Linked DNA regions of Homo sapiens: region 2 is linked to region 1. A link is a contact called in ENCODE Hi-C data. All regions are on one chromosome and are shown on one strand. Each heading gives the region's core, a stretch centred on a gene start or an enhancer-like site at or near the end of the contact. The rest is flanking DNA. Distances are from core to core; before and after follow the strand shown.

Region 1 (5,173 bases), core at 2,026-4,525:
GAGGCGTACTGCTCACTGCCCTGCTTTAACCCGTTGGCTGTTTAATGGTGGTTACTAGGGGCAGGAGTTCACGTATATAACAGTCATTTTTCCAAAGTTTCCAGCACCAAGGGTCCTCCTGCTCCTTACCACACTGCGGAGCCTTCTACATCTCTTCATACTGCTTTTCTTCCTTGATTATTTTTTGTTTCAAGTATTTCTTCCTCCCCCTTTCTCCTGGTGTCTCAGAGTTAGCAGGAAGCTGGTAATTAAAAGAAGACATGGGTTTTGAAATGCTGCTGTGGTAGCTCTTCCCCCCCCTTATCCATTTTACAACAGAAACAAAAAGACTCACTCCTTTTCTTTTGCTCCTCCCTCCAGCAGAGTAATGAAAGCAGAATGTTGTTTGCTTGTTTTTGTTTTTGAGTCCACTAAATCATTATTGTTACACTGACTAGCTGGGTGAACTTGGGCAAGTTAGTTCAAATTTCTGGGCCTCCTTTTCCTCATCTGTAAATTAGAAAAAGTAATGCCTAGTTCATAGAGTTGTGAGAAAGTGCACAAGGTAAGTCTAAGTGCCTTCCCCATCGTAGGTATGAAATGCGTGTTTCCTTCCACCTCTCATTTTACTTGGGTCTGTAGACCTAATAAGTGTTCCTTTTCATTGGATTTCAGTTTAATTTAATATGTTTTAAGCACCTAGTATGTGCCAGGTCTTGAGCACCAGGGTCTACACAAATACCAGATAGGTTTTCTCTCTTCAAGAGCAGCCTGGTGCTGAAACCAGGAATGTGATAAACGGTCGCACAACAGTGTGAAAGGTGTCATGGGCACTGAGGGAATCTGGAAGAGGAGCACCTAGGATTCCTTGGGGACAGGGTGGGAGGGTAGAAGAATGTGTCCCTAAGGAGATGACAACTGGTCAAGAGCGTTAAAGGGTGTTGGCGATGGGAGAAGGGTGTTCTGGGAAGAGAGGAGCATGTGTATGGAAATCGTTGTGTGTTCCATGGGAGAGAAGGAGCGTCGGCCACCGATGGGGGATGAGGTTGAGTGCCTGAGAAGAGTCTAGATCAGGAACAGCATCGTATGTTACAGTGGAGACTTGGTTTGAAAACTACTGAAAGCCATTAATGGAGTTTAGGAGCATCATGAGATGATAAAGATTTTACCTGCAGCACATCAAGCCAGCTCTAAGAAATCCTGTGTACACAAATTGCCTCTTTCGAATCAATGTGAAGTCAGAGAGCCCACAGGCCAGCAGTCCAGTTCTGCCACTAATTAGTTTTGCCGCATTAGGGAAGTCACTTACTTTCCGATGGTCTGAGTTGCCACATCTCCGAAATTAAAGTGTTGGAGTAGGTGACACCCATGTTTCCTCCCAGCTATAACAGCAGCCTATGACTCTGTGATGATGTCACTGCTTTTTGGCGCTTGTTTCATAATTCCTAGAGTTAACTTATTAAAATTGCTGTGCAAGCATGATGACTGTCCCCTAGTAAACATCAAGTGTTCTTCTTCATATGTTCCATATGAAAATTAGCTTCTTGGGCCAGGCGCAGTGGCTCATGCCTATAATCCCAGCAATTTGGGAGGCCAAGGCAGGCGGATCACGAGGTCAGGAGATCGAGACCATCCTGGCTAACTACTAAAAATACAAAAAATTAGCCGGGCGTGGTGGCGGGCATCTGTAGTCCCAGCTACTCAGGAGGCTGAGGCTGGAGAATGGCGTGACCCCAGGAGGTGGAGCTTGCAGTGAGCCGAGATCGCGCCACTGCGCTCCAGCCTGGGGGAACAAAGCGAGACTCCATCTCAAAAAGAAAAAGAAAAAAAAGAATATTAGATTACTAAAATGTGTGATGATGTAGTGCAGTAAACTGAGAGCGTTGATTTCTTTGTAGTCTTGCCTAAGTCAGAGAGTATTTGTGTGACTTGGAATAAGTCATTTTACTTCTCTGGATCATTATTCCCTATCCTCCACTGACTACCAGTTATAAAAATGGGTACACTGAGGTTAGACTAAGATTTGACACTTAGAGTTCACGGAAGTTTGTTCAATGGCTATCAAGAACTTCTTCCAACTGCTAACAAGTACATAAAGAAGATTTAAATTTAAAAAGTGTTTAGATCAGAACAGAAAAAATTGAGTATCTTATGTAAAAGACAGGCTGATTTCATCCACCCCCACCGTCCCCACAAAAACTAGGCAAATGTCATTTTAACTTCATTTCTAAAGTGAAATATGATTTCAGATTGGAGTCTCTGTCTACTTTCCTTTTTGTTTTTTAAATAACCGGTCTTGTTTTCTTAGAAAAAAATTCATGCATATCAAAAATATCTAAAACTTCAGACTCCGCAAAGGACAAAAAAATTAGAAACAGAAAACATACACAATTGTATTCACCCAAAGATAAATTTATCATGTTGGACCCATATTTTTCTTTATATTTTTTCTCAAAATAACTGGATCAAACCATACATCCTGTTATACAATTTGAATAAAATATGCATCATACATTAATATACTAAAAAATATTAATGTTCTTCTCAGATTCAGGCAAAAATGAAATGATGAATTCCAATGTGATAGAATGCAAATGTGTGCAAAGTGATGGAGATACCCAAGAAAGGAGCTGACAATTGCATCTTAAAGGATGTCAAAATTTGCCAGGCAGAGAAGGGCAGAAAATATTTACCAGATATAAGAAAGAAACCACTAGAAACTGGCCAGTTGGAGACCTGGAGAAGTCTAGTTTGCCTGGCTGGTGTGGTGAGTGGGAGGGAATTCAGCAGGAGGTGAGCAGGGGGCGATGGGTCCTCTTTCTTTGACAGGCTTCAGAGGATGGAATTTGTTTTGTTGACAGTGGAGAACCAGGGACTTCATAGAATCAATTACTGCTTTATTTTAAAACAAATGAAACCGAGTGACCACAACCAAGATTCTACTTTGATCTTCTGTTAAAAACACATTTTGAAAAATTCAGGTGTTTTTGAAAATCTTCATATACAAGCCAAGCACAGTCACCAGGAACTTTCTCAGAAGCTTCTCATCACCTCAGCGGAAGCCTTTTAATACACGTTTTGGAGTTCTTTAGTGGCCTGCCTTAATACACAGGGCATTCAGTAACTCCAGCAATGGCAAATTCATTGTAAAGAGCACCCTGGGTAGAAGCTATTTTGGCCACACTCTCAGAGAGGAAGGAATGTGTTTGGCCCTGCTAGCCTGCGGGAGGGCTCTGATGAAGAAAGCGATGGAACCTAGCATTGCCATTTGTTTATTTAAACGAGTTTTTTTTTTTAACAGCTCATTGGCTCCACCCAGTGGGCAAGTGCTAGAATACAGCTTGCAGAGTCTTGCAGAGCTTTGAAGGATGGATCCAACTCAAATGTCTTTCCTGATGTTTCTGATCTGCTATTTCAACCATACATTCCCTTTATGAATTTAAGAGGCATCCCAGGAAACAGTTTTTATCCTGCATCTCAGTGACCTTGAATAAGTACCCTGTCCTCTCTGAAACTGTTACTCTGCTACTTAAAAAAAAACTCTGCCATATTTCTAGTGTCCATACTCTCTCAGTGGCATAATTGTTCTAGTATTTGCCCATTGTACCTATAATTCAAACTGGCATCAGTCTGGATAAAGAAAAAAATCTGGCATTTTGAAAATTCATGAATGACTGCAACCACCTATAATTATATATGTCAATTAATATATGCCAGTATTATCCGATTGCATATTCATAAGACTATCTTAGAGGCTTTAACCTACAATCACATGGTGTAGTAGAAAGAGCAAGCCTTTGCGGTCAGATAGACCTGAGTTTAAACCGTAGACCTGCAGCTTTCTATGTGACCTGGTAAGGTACTCTCCTTCCCTGAGGGTTTTTCCTCATCAATACAGTAGAGATGGCAAATCTTACTTCACAAAGTATAATATCTGTATAGCAGTAGACACTGGGACTGGCAAACAGCAGGCCTCTGTTTAATAAAAGCAGCGGTTACTGTTGAGCATTCTGTACCTTACCCATTTACCTTGAGCAAATAGCTTCTGCTCTGAAACTGGGATTCTTCCTCTGTCCATTGGAGGTCATAGTTCCCTGTCTTAGAGTTATACAGATGCAATGGTATAACCACCCCAAAGCACCTGGCATCTTATAGATATTTAACTATAGCTAGCTTCTTTCTTTTCAAAAGTACAGACCTATTGCAAATAATTAAGTTATAAAGCTAAAATTCTGTTTATCCCATGAACACACTTTCTCTCTCCCTACTTCTCTTTCTGTCTCTCTCAAACACACACACACATGCTCTTGTTGTATTCCCATCTTGTTTTCCTTGTCTGTGTCATCAAGAGTTAAGCCAAAAGCTGGGTGCAGTGGTTCACACCTGTAATCCCAGCACTTTGGGAGGCCAAGATGGGTAATGCTTGAGCTCAGGAGTCTGAGACCAACCAGGGCAACATGGTGAAATCCTGTCTATACAACAAACTTAAAAACTAGCCAGGTGTGGTGTTGTGTGCCTATAGTCCCAGCTACTCAGGAGTCTGAGGTGGGTGGATAGCTTGAGCCCGAGTGGTTGAGGCTGCAGTGAGCTGTTGCCACTGCACTCCAGCCTGGGCAACAGCAAGATCCTGTCGAAAAAATTAAAAATTGAAAAAATTAGATATACACATAGATTTGTAACTTCCTGTATTAATAATTATAGAGATGCAAAAGTGCCTAGATTCTGCCTTGTCTATTGTTATTTCTTTAACCAGCACATCTGTATGGTTTTCGAATAGAACGCTTCTCTGAACACCTTGGCACTCCCACACTCAGTCTCCTTTTTCTCGATGTTTCCTATTATATAAGGTGTGGCAGTCCAGGTCAGTATGCAAGAGATGTAGTAGCTGCAGTCAGCTCTGCAGCAGGTAGAACTTGGAAGATCGTTCATCTAACTAAAGTGACATGAAACTTGTCTTCTCAAGATGCTAAATGGCACAGGGCTCATTACTAGCCTGCTCCTCAGACCATCCTTGGAGATGAAAGAGGAGCCACTACCCTGGCACAGTGCCAGGGGCAGGGGCTACAAAGATGAAAGCACATGGGGCGATTCAATGAGTGCTTCTTTTTCCTGGCACTTAGTAGCGCCCAGTCTAGCAGGGCCAACAGACATGTCCAGAGCCCCAGTACACACACACACACACAGAGATGTACAA
Region 2 (5,644 bases), core at 961-3,460, 270 kb before region 1:
TGCTCTCTAGTGCAATAGAACTGCAAATAATGCACATCTATTTCTTATAATCTCATCCAACATACCCACAGAGATTCAGATCTAACAAAACAGAGGTGATTTGGTTATTGAATCATAATATAAATATGGGGAAGAGGAGGGAAATTTCAAGCCTGAGGAAACTGTAGTAGGAGTAAGTATGCTGTGTTTAAGAGGTCACAGATAAAATTAATATTACCAATCCATCAATAGGCAATTACTAATAGCTTACTACACACACAGGAATAAAATGTGAAGACAGAGGAAGTGTAAAATGGAGCCGCCAACTCTACGGAGTTGTTTGCAATTTGGTCTGGTAGAAAGCTATGAAATAAGGAAGTACATGATTGAGAGCTAGAGAATGTGGCACAGGCTCTGAACCCGGACCGTTCAATGTAGTAAGCTCTAGCCACACTGGACACTTGCAATGTGGCTTGTCCAAACTGACATGTGCTTTAAGTATAAAATATAATCCAGATTTCTAAGACTTCAAAAAAAATGGAAATATCTCATTAATAATCTTAAGTTTATTACAGGTAGAAATGATAGATTAAATAAACTATATTGTCAAAATTCATTTGATCTGTTTCTACAGTATAACAAACTTACTTGTGTGGTTTGCATTTTATTTCTACTGGATAACATGGCTTTAAAAATGGTATTTTAGAGGAAGGAAAGCTTGGTAGAGAATGGACTAATCCGGATCCCTGGAAGAAATGGACCTTGAATGGGTCTTGATGACTTGGAGAGGCAGAGAGAGAAAAAGAAAAGTCAAACATAGGGAATTGGTTGATAAAATGAAGGTGAGGGGAGAAGGAACAGAGGGAGGAGAAGATCCAGTTTGAGGGATATTACAGCGAGCAGCCTGAGAAAGAAGGATAAGAAAGGAGAGAAAAAATGCAAGGGAAGTAACCCTTCAAAGCCAGTCAGAAGTTTCTGGGTTCCTCAGCAGCCAGAAAAGAAGCCGTTGAAAAGATCTGAGTAACGGAGATTCTGGACGAAAACTGAAGTTATGGAAGGGAAGTTTAGACATGGGTTATTAAACGCTTTAGCGCATTAGAAGTTTCTTATGTAATCACTAAATTCAGATCCTGAAATAATGCCACAAGAACTATACAGCTCAGCCACCCAATTCAATAAGAAGTTACAGCACAGTCTCACACATATCCAATTAACCTTGGCCTTTAGTCAACATCTGGGTTCTTTTTGTCATTTTCAAATACTATCACCCAGAGGTGCTATGATTTATATTGGGGAGGGGATTAAAAGAAAATAAGTAAGTTGGTGATAAGAAAAAGCTTTCAGATGATTCCATCTGAATTAACAGCCCTCTTTAGTTGTCTAGGAAAGAGGATGCTTTTTCTTGAAAGTGCTTTGAAATGATGATGTGCTTGTTAGTAAACATCAATTATTTTCAAATCGTAATGTTTGCAAGTTTGTCTTCCTGTAGCTCACCCTTTATGTAGGTCCAGAATATGATTGTCACAAATATCTGGGTGAGCAAGACTATGAAATGTGGTCATAAAGTAAGTGATTATTTCTAAACTCATCTTTGTCACTCGTAGTGCTTCACAAAGCACCTTTTCCTGGACTACAATTCATTTTAATTGATCCCATCAGCACTATATCTGTATCCTGAGTGACTTCACAATACCCTCTATTTCAAGAGAAACCAATCAGGTTATGGGTTTGTTAGTAATAAAAATTACCAAGGAGCAGTTTGTGGATGGTAAAAGCAATGCAAATTCTAAAGAGAAGTCATAAGAGCAATAATAAGCATCCTCCTCACTTCTTGGAAGTGAACAATTCCAAGCTCCCTGAAGCAACACTTAACCTATCATATTAAACAGTAATGGACAAATATTAGAAATGTTGATGTCAGCTTTCAGAATCTGTGGGCATCAAAACATCACTTAAGTTCTCCGAAGTATTCTCTGTCAAGTTTCCTTCTACAGTATTCTTTTCCTACTAGGACAGAGCCTTAAGCCCTAGAAGAATAATTTTGCTTGTGTGTTAATTATTTGTTTACTGGTTCATTCCAGAGTGTGAGCTGGAAAAAGGGGGAAGTGTCATAAATAGTTTTTTATGGCCCATGGTTTTTCAACTACGTCACTATTGGTAGCAGTTTCCACTGCAGGATCTATTTGCAAAGCCTAGGAAATTAGCATTAAGCAAGCTGCTAGGAAGACTTCAACAGTAACTAGGCCACAGGCCTCACACATTTTTCCTCCACCCCAGCCTCCTCTGGAGAGTACTTGCTAAACCTCTGTGACACATAATGAAGCAAAGAAAGTGATAGAACAACAGAATTACACGGGCAGATCCTTGTTTCTTCTTCTCTCTCTAAAGAATTCCTTGGACTGAAAAGCAGTTTATTTTGGAGGAGTGAGAAAGTGGTGACAGAATTAGAAGGGCCTGGGAGGGCTTCATTTTAGGAGACAGTTTTAGGCTGAAAAGAGATTTCATGAGTGTGATTTACCTGAGGTGACTTTTGGGGGCTCTTATAAAAAGGAAGTTCATGCTGAATGGGAGGTGGCTTCTGAGATGCAGATTCTGGTGAGCTAAGAGGGCTCGGTAAAGAGGAGGCAGGAGTTAAGTAGCGTGAACTATGCAGTAGCAGCCTTCTTCCCCCCTTGCTTGGGGCAGGTCATCACAACCCTTCTCAATAAAGGGGTCCAGGAACCACTAGGAATAAATGGGCATTTGCACTTCAGGTGAAACCCATTTGTCATAACTGCTTGGACTTTAAGCTTACAAATAAAAAGAACCACATATTTCCCTTTGCAGCTTGATTTAGTTAATGTCATTTTGAGAAAGAAAGAAGACATTGTTATCCCGTCCCTTTTTTTTTTTTTTTTTTTTTTTTATGAAGAGACTGGGACTCAGAGAAGTCAAGTGATTTTCCCAGAACCAGAAAACACAGAAGTAGCAGAGCTGAGATGACTACTCCGGTCTTCTGATTCCAAATTCCAAATTCATTCTTCTAAGCGATTTCCCAAAACGGGAAATGGGTTTATCTTCTATTTATGGGAAGTGATAGTGGTATTCTATTTAGAGAACTTATATAAAATCTTACTTTAAAATAAATAATATTTCAAAAAGTAAGCTTAATTTAAAGAAAATAATCAAGAAAGTCTGGTATATTTTTACAAATATACCAAATGACCTTGCTCTAAAATACATCTACTTTCCAGCAAGCCAAAGTGAAACAATTTGAAATAAGTGGCATTTACTGACCACTCCCTAAAGTTCACACAAAAGAGGTAGTACTCTAACTTAAATATACAAGGTGAAGAAATAGCTTACTCAGCCTGTTGGGCTTCCTCTTCTACACTCTTGGGAAATGCCCTCCGTGTTAACCAAGAATTCTCAGGCCTTGGAGGGAGTTTTCCATTCTCAGTAAACTGAGATTGCAGTTGCGGAAATTAAGAGGTATCTGTCCAGCACTTCATTCCCTTAAGGTCAGGATCTGTGCTTTTAATAATGACAATTAGCTAACATATACAATTAAGCCATGCAAATGAAGTAAGAGAAAGCTAGAGGAGAAATTCAGGAGCCAGTTGCCTTTTCCAGACATCTTGTACAAATAGTGTTCAAAGGACTAATTCAAAAGATGGGATTCTTCGCTTGAACCCAGGAGGTGGAGTTTGCAGTGAGCGGAGATCGCTCCACTGCACTCCAGCCTGGGTGACAAAGTGAGACCCCATCCAAAAAAAAAAAAAAAAAAAAAAAAAAAAGATGGGATTCTTTTTTAAAAAATAAATTTTACTGCGTATTTTTAAGGTATACAACGTGATGTTATAAGATGGATATAGATAGTGAAAAGGTAACTGTAGTGAAGCAAATTAACATATTCATCATCTCACATAGTTATCTTTTATTTGTTTTGTTTTGATGGGATTTTTAAGATAGTAGAAAGGAATGGTAGACAATAAACATTTGAGGGAAAGTGGGGCTTTGTAGAACTCCTAAAATGACAGCACGCACAAATGTCCCCATTATGTCTAAAGGGTAACTCGTTCCTACTTCTAGGGACAGCTGAGGGACATCAATGTAAATTTCTAAATGACTTCCTGAACTTTTTATTTTTATTTTTTGTATTTTTAGAGGAAATTATAATAACATCAAGCCACCTCTGGACCATATCGCTGCTGATATCATCAGCAAATGGCACTATTCCTAAATCCTAAGATGCACTTTTCCCTTCACATTTCAACATTTGTGAAACTCGATTGTACCTACACCTGATTTTATATACAATGCAGCCTTTCCTTTTCTTTTGTCATTGCATCTTACGCCTGATTTCTCCTTGGAATTGAGTAAATATAATGCTTACATGTGTTAATAAGAATTGAGGTCACTCATAATTTTTGAAATATGCCACCAAATATAAGCCTTTCTACATATTGTTGACTTTGAAGTCATTTCTTTTTTTAACTACTAAACAATAACACTTTTTGTTGAGAAAAATTGCATATGAACAAGAGACCAAGCAGGTAGAGAGAAAAAAACTTTTAATAATCAAGAGAATGTTACTGTGTCCCAAAGGCTAAAGTCACCTTACTATCAAGAGAGAAGGACAGGAACAGAGAGAACCAGGTAAATTACGAATTGAAAATTCCATGGTTCATTTATCTTTATTTTTAATAATTCCATTTGTGTGATTGTGTTGACCACAAGGTCATAATGTTACTCTTCATACTGACTTCTCATGTAAATTATAAATAAGTTTTTATGCTAATGATTTATGGAGTAAGCTATTCATCTTTCCGACAGAGAGTTACCTACAAAGAAATAATTATTCTACCTCTGAGATGAAATATCATGAAAGGAGTGGTTTCCAGATATTTTGACTTTTAAAAGCTTAAAGAATATATGTAGTATAAAATTCTAAAGCAGGCAAAATTAATCCTTTTAGCAATCAAGATAGCGGCTACTTTTGGTGAGAAGGACAAGGTAGTGATAGAGAAGGGGCTCAGGGGTCTTTCCTGAAGACAGTGAGGTGGGCAATGGTATTTTCCTTGACCTGGATGGTGATTAAACAGATGTGTTTACTTTGTGATAATTGACTAGGCTGTGCACCTATGAACTGCATACTTTTCCATATATGTACTGTATTCTTATACTTAAAAAGAAGTTTAAAAATAAATGCAACAGATATAGGACTTCCTATATTACTCGTTGACCAAAAAAATGGATTCATTTTTCTTTCAGGTAAAACGTACTAGTGGTTTTAATATTATATTGACCAGGGAGTAAATGTTTACCTTAGGAACCTTAATCTTGATGTTCTCCAAAGTCATTATCTGTTCTTTCTGATTATCAGAATAGAGTATATCTCTATATAAATGAAAATTTCTGGTCATTCTCAAAAAATAACACTAAGCATGAAAATCAGAAATATTGATCTTGTTTTGTAATGATGTTTCTATTGATGTGAAGTAGTTTCTAGTAGAGTTGCTGTCCTAACACACAAATGAAATTGCACTGTTTGGAAGACACAACTGTGAATGACTTGCTTCAGTAAGGAATTTCCAACATGATGGTTTAGGGATAGAGGTGCTCGATTCCTCTGTCTCCGGTTACCCAGGTTATTGAGGACAGGGAGGTCAATAAGTAATGCCCT

The links. Hi-C counts contacts between places; a loop is a spot of excess contacts on that map. Pooled maps may share reads with other maps.
Region 2: a loop to region 1 is called in a map of CD8-positive, alpha-beta T cell, with 5 times the contacts of the local background. The contact joins two enhancer-like sites. A Hi-C loop is called at or near these places in 4 of 168 maps with a recorded cell type or tissue (CD4-positive, alpha-beta T cell, CD8-positive, alpha-beta T cell and naive thymus-derived CD4-positive, alpha-beta T cell), 1 of 37 single-sample maps with no recorded cell type and 8 of 50 pooled maps.

What each region holds. Positions count from the first base shown.
Region 1 is chr9:27,331,458-27,336,630 of GRCh38, reverse strand. The region is part of intron 3 of MOB3B (MOB kinase activator 3B); the gene reads left to right. Among named protein-coding and RNA genes, the nearest start is that of EQTN, 37 kb to the right of the region's middle. Within about 2 kb of position 3,275, at least 3 of the 41 ENCODE cell types and tissues checked have a DNase peak (open chromatin) inside an H3K27ac peak, as active enhancers do.
Region 2 is chr9:27,596,992-27,602,635 of GRCh38, reverse strand. No RefSeq gene overlaps it. Among named protein-coding and RNA genes, the nearest start is that of C9orf72, 26 kb to the right of the region's middle. Within about 2 kb of position 2,210, at least 5 of the 41 ENCODE cell types and tissues checked have a DNase peak (open chromatin) inside an H3K27ac peak, as active enhancers do.